Regions from separate parts of the Mus musculus genome. Here region 1 is linked to region 2. Evidence: chromatin contacts called from ENCODE Hi-C or POLR2A ChIA-PET data. All regions are on one chromosome and are shown on one strand. The core of a region is the stretch at or near the end of the contact, and the rest is flanking DNA. Distances in the headings are between cores, read along the strand shown. Region 1 overlaps Atp2b4 (ATPase, Ca++ transporting, plasma membrane 4). Region 2 holds the start of Zc3h11a (zinc finger CCCH type containing 11A).

Region 1 (5,393 bases), core at 1,086-3,585, 51 kb after region 2:
GGCCTGCCTTTGGGCCTCAAGAAACAGCAGGTATCACTTTGACCCCACCCTCAACTCAAAACTCTTACCAGAACTTTTATGGGTGGCTAAAAGGCAAAAACAAATTGAAGCCTGGGCAGTCATGTGATCACAGGCCACTGGCAACTCAGGGCTGGTTGTGGGAAGGGATGGATGGGACACTCAAGTATGTAACATGTGTGATGACAGAGGACATTCCCTCACTGGAAACCGTGCTGACTGTCTCCCCTCTGCCTCCCGTTCTGGGAAGGTAAATAGACCAGAAACAGGAAGGCAGTAGCAAGTGTCTAATAATCTACCAGAGGGAGCAGCAAGTCCTACGTTAAAACCGGACAGGTGCCAATTAAGCCTGGACAGACAGGGTTTCCTAAAACGGAATATGCAAAGTATGATACAAAGGCTAGCTGGACAATCAAACTAGACGAAACAATGAGAAGTGGGGAGGGGAGGGCGTAAACTCACAATCCTCCTGCCTTAGCCTCCGACAGCTGGGTTGTATGTGCGCTAATTGGTTCTGGAACTAGAGTTTGATTTAAGGTCATTTCTGAGAGGTAAGACACCACTCGTTGAGCTGACTTCCTCTTTCCAATCTAAGTTACAACTTTTGTTGCCAGCTAACAGTACACTGGTAGCCAAAAAGACTGTTATCAGTGAACAGTTCAGTACTGGCTCCATCAGGACAGACCCTGGCTAAGCATCCCCTGGGCAGAGGCTCCCTCACCCCTAAGTACACAGAGTTCCTAGTCCTGTGGGGTGCGGGGGGGGGGTGGTGGGGGGGGGTGGTGGGGGTGGAATTAATGTCACATCTGAAGAGGCGGAGTTAGAAGAGGAGGGGAGGAACAAAGCAGGACGGGGTGAAACAAAGAAAAACAAAACAAAGCAACTCAAGGAAAGAAGCAGCGAGCAATGCAGAGGAACAATCAGAAAACAGGGTTATCGTCTTTAAAATAGTTAAGGTTAATAACTTTCCAACATTAAAAAAAAAAACAATAAAATGAAACCAGGGTATCCAGCCTGGTTTTAGCTGGGGTAGGGTAGAATTTTTTTTTCTTTTCTTCCCTTAAGTCAAAAGATCAAAGGGGTGGGTGGGGGACCCGAAAAGCACTAGTAACCATGGTTGGTTAAAGTGGATGCCACGTGCTCTCTTGTGGTCGCTTTAGTAAATCATGCATTGTAACATACTCTCACTCACTGCCCACAGGAGGAGATGTAACTGCAGAAGAGATGGCAGAAGAGATGGAGGGGCAAGTTCTGAGTGATGCAACTGCTGCGGAATAGGAGCTAGGAACCAGTTTTACATCAAGGTGTTGAGTCATGTTCTCTCGGACTCTCTTTAAGGGGGCTTCCGTCTGGAATTTGTTAATTACGTCAATCTGCAAAGAATCAGAGAGTGAGACAGCTTTGCTCCACAGTCAGAGAGAAGGAAGAGGAAGGCAGGGTCAGGAGGGCTGGGGAGAGGGGTAGGAGATCAAGAGAGCTATTCCCTTAAACCCAGAGCAACAGGTGAGGGTGGGGCGGGGGAGGGCAGTAATTGCAAACCACACTGTCATTGTCATTTAAGGAACAATTTGCTATGGATTTTCAAACACCCAGCTAGGATTGGGTTTCCTTTTCCCCTGTAGCCTAGGATGGACAGGCACAAAAGAACTTCTCCCCAATGGTAACAGGTAGCTTTTTCATTATGTTGACCTGTACTATTAAAAATAAGGCATGCAATTTGACATACCAGAAACTAAGTACATATTAGTGAAATGTAAGACCCAAGAGCCTCTACACCAACTAAGTCAACTAATTGTTTGTTTGTTTGTTTGTTTTTGCAAATTTCCCAGGAAGTTAACACGTGTGTAAAGAAGATGGGCAGTATAGCAGTCCACACAAGTGGCCTTGGTGAAAAGACTGCCAGGTTGAGTGGCTTGGTTTGGAGGAGGTGTCTTTTTTGACGCTTCCTCCAGCTGCAGTGGTGCTTAGGATTCTGCTGGTACATGACGCACAATTCTGAAACTCACTCATGACTTAAGCACTGGAGACCTTCACTGGCAGACTGGTGCTGGCGACGCTGGGAGGCTGCCGCTGCTGCCACTCTCCCCCACCCGCCTACCACAGCAGCCTTCTGGCTTTCCGCTTTCTCCTTCTTAGGGATGGAGGCAATTAATATCATCGCTTTCCCGCAGTAAGCAATGATCTGGGGTCTTAATCAATCTACCACCCTTCTCCTTGACTCCTAAGCAATAAGGAGCAAATAGAAAGGGATTCCTTTATCTTTCAGAGATCGATTGGGATTCTGTGACTGCATCCCCAGAAGGAAGGTTTCTCCTGAGTCAGACTCCTGTTCTTGTAAACAGAGCCTCTGGAGAAGCCATGAAATACTTAGGGGTGGAGACCAAGTATGAGCTAAAAATGCTTCCCCACACAGTGGCCTGCTGGCTGAGGCTGTAGGAGGTGAGGGCTGCCCTTAGGGGGCGGATTTCAGTCCCATTAAGAAGGTAGAGGCTCCTTCCTAGGAGCTTAGAGTGTTACAGGGTCCAACTTACATAATGAAAACTGCATTCTGAGTTTACTGTTCTAAGAGTCCAGCCCTTTAATTCTTCAAATGTTTGCTTTCTAGTGCTTTTTCCTCCCCCAAACTAAAGGGTAAAGGTGAAGGGAGGAAATGCCTAGAGCCAGGGGAAGGGGGAAATCCCAGCCAGCACTGGGCAGTCACTTGGCAACATCTCCCACCCCACGTGTTGCAATTGGGGACCAGCAGCCAGACTGTAAGGGCTTTTGTTGGAATCCTCCTGAGACTGAACAAAATCCCTCCTGATGGGGGTGGGAGGGCTTTGGACATGGAAGATGCAGTTAGCACACTCAGTCTCATTTGCTCAGTTAGGTGCCAGTTACAATGTTGTGGATGGATCCTATCAGCGGCATCTTCAATAGGCTGCTGTTGGAGGCTGTTTAGGCTTTTGCTTGTTTTTTTTTTTTTTTTTTTTGAGGTAGGGTCTAGCTACACAGCCCAGACTGGCCTAACTAGGAATCTTCCCACCTCAGCCTCCTGAAGATTGTTAGATGTGCACCACATGGTTGGCCTCAGATTTAGGTTTTAAAGTCAATCTGGCCCAGCTCCCTTCCATTCTAGCAGGGAAAGAGGTATGCCTGAAGGTATGTGTGCTGTGGAGATCGGAGAGGTACGGAAAGGGGATGCAAACTGGGAGTGCAGGAAAAGGAAGAGCCATGAATCTCAGCTCCCCAGAAAGAAGACTGGCAAGAAGCAAGGAGGCTCTGGAAGGAGGGGATCCTGGCCAGGAAAAAAACAGGGACAAAACCAAAATAAATAAATAAATATTAAAAAAAAAAAAAAAGCAAACACACAGTAGAAGAGGACCCTGAAGGGAAGAAAAGCAAAGAGGTTATTTTGAAAGGAGCAGACCTGAAGAGATGGAAGTCAAGGTGCTAAATTCTACGGGCACCCAAGGGACTCAGTGGGGGTGGGGGTGGGGGTGGGCAGAGGTGGGGACTTGCTATCATGAGGTGATATATGTAAGTCAGGATTCAGTTCCCTTCCTAGGAAAAAGAGGAGAGGAGCCCAGGGTTTACGACCTGTATCTTGCCCATTTTCTACCTGGTGTCTTCCTGGGGGGTTGGGGGTGGGTGGGAGGCAGTTCCTACCAGGTAAGCAGTTTAAAATGTGAATTAGCTTGTCTTCCCTGTACACTAAAGGGGATGGGGGAGGGGGAGGCTGGCCAGGCAATTTTCTAAACCAGCCAAAGGCCAGTTTTTGAAAGTGAAATATTTTGATCTCTCGCCAACTAGGGGGAAGAAACAGGTCTTGCTCAGGACAGTCCCCTCAAGATCTTGGAATTGACGGTTTGTTTGGGAATCTTGGGACTAAAACCATAAAAGGTTGAGGGGTCTCCGAAGCTGTCCCAGTAGCGATGCATGGAAGTCGGGGGAAATGGGGTTAGGGCTACAAGCAGGGGACTCACTTGTACTCTGTTTCAGAAATTCCCTTTTTGGGAAGCCAGTCTGAATTCTTCCAAAGATATCAGGCACAGAGAGACTGCTGTTTATAGCTACTTAATCATCAGATGCCCCAGAGAGGCCTTGCATCAAGGTGGAACAATGGAAGAAGGTGAGCTTCTTTAACAAAGACCTCCCCAGATAACAGCTCTCACTTCGACCAGTCAGGGATGCTGGCTTTCCTTCCAGTGTTATAAAATCAGGGCCTCTTAGTTCTTCCATCAGGGCAGGGAAGGGACTACACAGTCCCTATCTTGGGGTCGTGGCTGGTACTGGAATAGACCTTATGTGGGAAGACATCTCCACTGACAAACCTGGGGTGGGGGTGGCGATGGGTTGAAGGGCTAACCACAGCTGAGGAACTCGGGGACCGTGGTCCAGTCTGTTGGCCCATGGTCCAGTCTGCCGACTAGTCCCTCCTAGAGGAATCCCCCAGAGACCTCTGGCCCTGTTGGCCCTGAAGTTAAGGAACACAGGCTGCGCTTGAACAGTGAGCCTTACGAAAGGGGTAAAGGTGTTGACTGCCAGGAATTACTGCCTTCCTACCCTTTCCCAGGATGGGGAGACTTCTTCTCCCAGGGTAAGGACAGGCCACCACAGAGTACCTGAGTCTGAATCCGGTTCAGGCCACGGACCCAGAGGATCTGGCCTCGGCGAAGCTCCATCTCGGCAAGGTCAATCTCGTCCATTCCCTCAGTATCCCTGCTGATGTCCTCTTTGTCACTGCCGTGGCCAGCCTCCTTCAGGAACTTCAGAGACTTGGTAGGTATTGCAGAGATGACCTGAGAGCAGTCACAGCCAAAGGGGACAACAGCCACATTGGAGAAGAAAAGATGTTAGCTGGCCTGAGCCAGGCCCTTGGGAGGCTCCTAAGCCTCAAGCCTTTCCCACCTGAGAAGCACCAAGAAGCACTAAGCTGCCCAGGAGATGAACCCATTGTTCCAGTTGATTGCACTTGGGAAGGTGCCAGCATTTGTGGACACACAGAAGGGGACTTGATTCCTGTAATCTCCCAGCCACTTCATTACACTCACACTCTGTCTCCGTCTTGACTCTTCCTTCCCAGTGGGATCTTTGTCTTTTTTAAGACAACTGAACAGAGCTATAAAGCAGGCACACATCAGGAAGATGGGGCCAAGGGCAAATCGAGCTGGGAGAGAAATGCGTTGTACATGTGGGGTGGAGGGACTGAGACACGAATTGGAACACAATTAGCTAAGCTGACTTTCATCCCTTCCTTAATCCCGCTTTTAGCTTGGGAAGCGGCACTAGGGGATTCTCAGTATAGACTTGAGATCTGCGGAGAACAGTCCAGGCCAGAACTAAGCATGGTATTAAGGGAAGGATGAAACTCAAAGCTACGATGACATTGTCGC
Region 2 (4,644 bases), core at 1,062-3,561:
AGATGTACCAAGATGGCTGCCTGGCTTACCCCTGCTGACACTTTTTTCACACAGGTTACAAATTGCTCTCCAGGTATATTGGGGGTCAACATGAAAGAAGTGCCACACAATGGAGGTTTTGGCTCTGGTACTAGGCAGATAGATTTGCTTTTCTATGTTGCCCTCAAAAAGACTTTCTTCATCTTGCTCAGGGGCACCGGAAGCTAACGAAGCAGGGGCATCAGCAACAGGTCTCCCAGACCCCAAATCCTTACTAAACTTTTTGGCAAGAATCAATTTTTTTCGGCGTCTTTTCCCCTTAATTCGCAAACCCTTCTTTCTTTTCTTTTTAGCAGGCAATTTTGTCTCTTTATTCGCTCCTTCTGCCACCATCTTTCCCTCTACCACATCGTCTTCGTCTGTGTTTGAATTAATGGAAACGCACCCCAGAATCCCAGCATCACCAAAAGTACTGCATCTTCTGCCAGGAGAGATTGAGGAAACTGGTACACTTAGAGTACATACACTCATTCTCTTTATGTCTCCACAATGCGGACCAGAACCTCTCAGTGGGTTTATTACTCTGGCAGAAATACAGCTGACCCTCTCCACTTGTATTACCTTTCCTCCAGTTTCTATGGGGAGTCAAATTCCCTTTCAACTGATGATTTCCAAGCCAGGTTATTTTTGGAGGAAAAATGACAGCAATGGAGAACATTCCCAAACTCTGTCTTGCAGGGCTTTAGGAGTTCTTGTAACTTTCAAATTCAAATCGTCCAGTGTCCTTATGTTATAGAAAAGAGAACCGAGGCCCATTTTCCCACCGTCATGGGATCTGGAGCAGCTAAAGGTTAAGTCTTCCAAATTGCAGGTTCACGTTCTTGCTGCCGAATCAAGAACTTCATCTGCTGGAAATGCCTTCAGTTCTTAAAATATGTACTTTTAGTGAATCCACACGACAACAACACTGGCTTTCCCTTAACTTCGGGAATATTTTCAGGAAATTTCACTTAAGCTTAGTGCACCACTCAACAGTCATCATTTAAGACTGACTTGCCAATACAACCTAAAAAGTCAATTCCGGCCAGCTAAATCAGATTCCACATACTAGGCATTAGCAGTAAGCGCTAGCTGTGCCCTTTCTGTTCTGATATTTTGAAAACTATAGGTGGCTGAAGAAAAATTAACTGGAAATAAAATTTCAAAACAAGGTAACAAGCTATATTCTTCATTTACGGTTTCTATCAAGAGTTCATATTTTTAGACTGAAGCAACATTACATACAACCTGTAAATAACTCATAAATTGACATTCTATGAGCAGCCAAACTAAAATAAGCTTTAAACCACTTCCATTCCTTTTCCGTGGGCCCCCTCCCCTCCCCTCAATACCAACACGTTTACCCTACGAAAGCATGGCTACCACTAGCTGCACAGCCGCCTTCTCTGGGTTCAGAACCAAAGCCTGGTAGATGTCAACAAAACGAGCCTTCCCCATGGGGATCCGCACCGATTATGGGCGTCTAAGGGGTGTTCTTCGTACGATCTCACCAATCCTACAAGAACGAAGAGTCCCTGTAGCTCTTGACTTCGAGGATGAAGGCTTGGGCGGGAGAGTAATCAGGGTAGGGAATGGGAATAGGATACCAGAATTCGACTCTGTATGTGGAATATTAGAAAACCTCCAAAGTAGTGGGACCCTAGAGAGGAAGGCGAGGAGGTAAAGTCGGGTCCAGGCACTTGATCTGATCTCGGGAGGGAGGGCCAGCTAACTAAAGAAACTGATTCCCGGAAGAGAGCAACCTAGTGTCAGTTCCCCCTCCGGGGGTCCGAAACAGTCGCTTTTCCGGGGCTACCCGGGAATCCCGGTTCGGGAACACCGGATGTGGGGGGAGGGGGAAGAGGTTGGTAAGTAAGGGAGCAGGCGCCGTGGGGGTGGGGCGGAGCGGGTGGGGGCAGGGAGGGTGGGAAAGTGAGCTGAAGTCTGCCTAGGAGCCCAGCAGGCCGGGGCCGCCGGCGGGAGTCCGGGTAGCTGCCGTGCTGATGGGCCCGGTTCAGACTTCCCGGGCTAGGCCGAAAGTCGGGCGAGGGGAGGCCGCTGCCACTCCCCTCGCCCTCTTCTCCCTCCCAGGCCCCAAGTCACCCGGGAATCAAAAAATGGGTCTAGTTACCAGAGAACAGAAACTTTACCGAACCGATGACAATGTCTCCGACTCCCGCGTGCTGCCACGTCTTTCTCTTTTCTTAGCTGCGGTCGCCCGCCGTCCTCACAGCAGCCGAACAAGCAGAAACCCAGGACTGCCAGCGTCAAAGATGGCGCCCGGCTACAGGCTCGCCTTTAAGGCTGGGCCAGTGAAAGTGCCAGCACGACGCAAAGCGCAGGCATTCTGGGAGTTGTAGTTTCCTCTATGAGGCCAGCCTTAAAATGGCTTCTTGGGTCATAGGGTCACGTGTCACGGAGGCACGGGGACCGGAATTTCTTTCTGTGGACCCGGATGCCTATCAGAAAATTATTCTTCACGAAAGTTTTGTTTTGTTGTAAAATCAAGGAGAGAAGCAAGAAACCTGTCTACCAGATACCAAACATTCAATTTATGTTAACCAGAGTGTGTATAATGAGCCTTCCAAACCTGATAGACATTTAATTAAAAATTAGCTCCGAACTAACTGACCTGTTGTGGCAGCACTTAAGAAGCAGAGGCAAGCAAGTCTCTGTGAGTTTGAGAACACCCAGATCTATATAGTGAGTTCCAAAACAGCCAGGACTATTTAGAGAGTCCTGTATCACAAAACAAAACAAAAACAAAAACAAAAACAAAAACAAAAACTACTTTTCTCTTGCAAAGTTGAAGGACTTCCATAGCAGAAGTTCTGCTCTGGATGCTTTCCTTTACTTAATCACATTTATCTGTTTGTTTGTTTTGGCTTTTGAGACAGATATACTATGAACTCCTAACCTGGAACTTGCTCTGTAGACCAGGCTAGCCTCCAATCTTTAGCAATTCTTCCTCTCCTTGAGTGCTAGTGCCACAGGCATCTGCTACCATGCCTGGCTAGTTTTGTCTGTCTTTCTTTCTTTCTTTCTTTCTTCCTTTCTTTCTTTCTTTCTTTCTTTCTTTCTTTCTTTCTTTCTCTCCTTCCTTCCTTCTTTCTTTCTCTCCTTCCTTCTTTCTTTCTTTTTTTCTTTCTTTCTTTTTTAAGGTTTATTTATTTTATATGAGTACACTGAAGCTGTCTTCAGACACACCAGAAGAGGGCATCAGATCCTATTACAGATGGTTGTGAGCCACCATGTGGTTGCTGGGAATTGAACTCAGGACCTCTGGAAGAGCAGTCAGTGCTCTTAACCACTGAGCCTTCTCTCCAGCCCATTTGTTTGTTTTCTTAAAACAACGTGTGTTAGAAAAATAATCCATGTTTGATAAGAAAGTTACAAGATCGTGCAGTATGTAAAGCACTTTCCATGTATGCCTCAATTCCATCCCCAAAACCCATAAAGTTGTCCTCTGACATTTAAAAGTATACTGTGACAGGAACACCCATCAGACAACAATCTTTTTTTTGTTTTGTTTTTGTTTTTGTTTTCTTCAAGACAGGGTTTCTCTGTGTGGCCCTGGCTGTCCTGGAAGTCACTTTGTAGACCAGGTTGGCCTTGAATTCAGAAATCTGCCTGCCTCTGCCTCCTGAATGCTGGGATTAAAGGCGTGTGCCATCACTGCCCGGCGACAACAATCACTTTTAAAAAATGAAAATAAAATTGTAAGTTCAATCGCCAAGTTGGGGGTGTCAGGAAGTTATGAAGAGCAGTGGGGAAGGAGGAATTTACGAAGGTTGAGAGACAAGAAGGAAAAAAATATGAGCAACTACCTCTCATTATTCACGTTATTTTGTACTTTTTCTTTAATATGAAGACAGACAGAAACACACACACACACACACACACACACACACACACACACGCTCGCGCACATAGTTTTTGGGAAAGAAATGGCCTCTGGGCCTGGTATAGTAGTATACACCCCTGATTCCAGCTCTTATGCCACAATAACATAAGATCACCACAGGCTAATCAAGACTATGTAATAAAATCCACAACAAAACATTCGAGGCGTGGTGGCGAGCACCATTAGTCCCAGCACTGAGAAGGCAGAGGCAGGTGGATCTCTGAGTTCAAGGCCTGCCTGGTTACAGAGAGAGTTCCAGGACAGCCAGGGCTACACAAAGAAACCTTATCTGGAAAAACAAAACAAAAATGACATCTGACCTTGCAACTTTAAGTCATAATGACAAACCTATGCAGGGGTAGCCAGGGTGCTCTAAAAACCTTTGCTTTGTTTATTGTTTTTGCTATTACTGGGATTGGGGGGGGGGGAGGGCTTGCTTTTGTTGTATGTCGAGACAGTCTCACTCTATAGCTCAGGCTGGCTGTGAACCTCTTGTTCTGCCCCAGTTTCCCAGCTGCAGTCCTTCCAGGCCTGTGCAGCTGGCCCTCAGCTATATTTAGATAACTGTACTAGCTAGGCATTGGAGAATTCCAAAATAGGGTATGTTCCTTGTCCATATGGCAGTTTGGAGTTCTCCTGAAGATGTGGTAAGTATCTCTCAGGCAGTGAACACCAAGCATCAAGCCGTGGTTTACACGGAAGTGACACACTCAATTCTTATA

What was found. Hi-C counts contacts between places; a loop is a spot of excess contacts on that map. ChIA-PET counts read pairs that join two places held with the same protein, here RNA polymerase II (POLR2A).
Region 1: POLR2A ChIA-PET joins it to region 2 with 16 read pairs in embryonic stem cell. The contact joins the enhancer-like site here to the promoter of Zc3h11a in region 2. A Hi-C loop is called at or near these places in 3 of 37 maps with a recorded cell type or tissue (Patski, mouse trophoblast stem cell and v-Abl transformed pro-B cells). POLR2A ChIA-PET finds 5 or more read pairs at or near these places in 4 of 5 experiments (Patski and embryonic stem cell).

The regions. Positions count from the first base shown.
Region 1 is chr1:133,710,432-133,715,824 of GRCm38, forward strand. Atp2b4 (ATPase, Ca++ transporting, plasma membrane 4) reads right to left here. Exons shown (of 20, transcript NM_213616.4): 19 at 4,623-4,799. Among named protein-coding and RNA genes, the nearest start is that of Mir6903, 14 kb to the right of the region's middle. Within about 2 kb of position 2,336, at least 2 of the 3 ENCODE cell types and tissues checked have a DNase peak (open chromatin) inside an H3K27ac peak, as active enhancers do.
Region 2 is chr1:133,659,088-133,663,731 of GRCm38, forward strand. Zc3h11a (zinc finger CCCH type containing 11A) reads right to left here and starts at 2,312. Exons shown (of 18, transcript NM_001276767.1): 1 at 2,150-2,312. Zbed6 (zinc finger, BED type containing 6) reads right to left here and starts at 1,798. Exons shown (of 1, transcript NM_001166552.1): 1 at 1-1,798. The coding sequence starts at 510.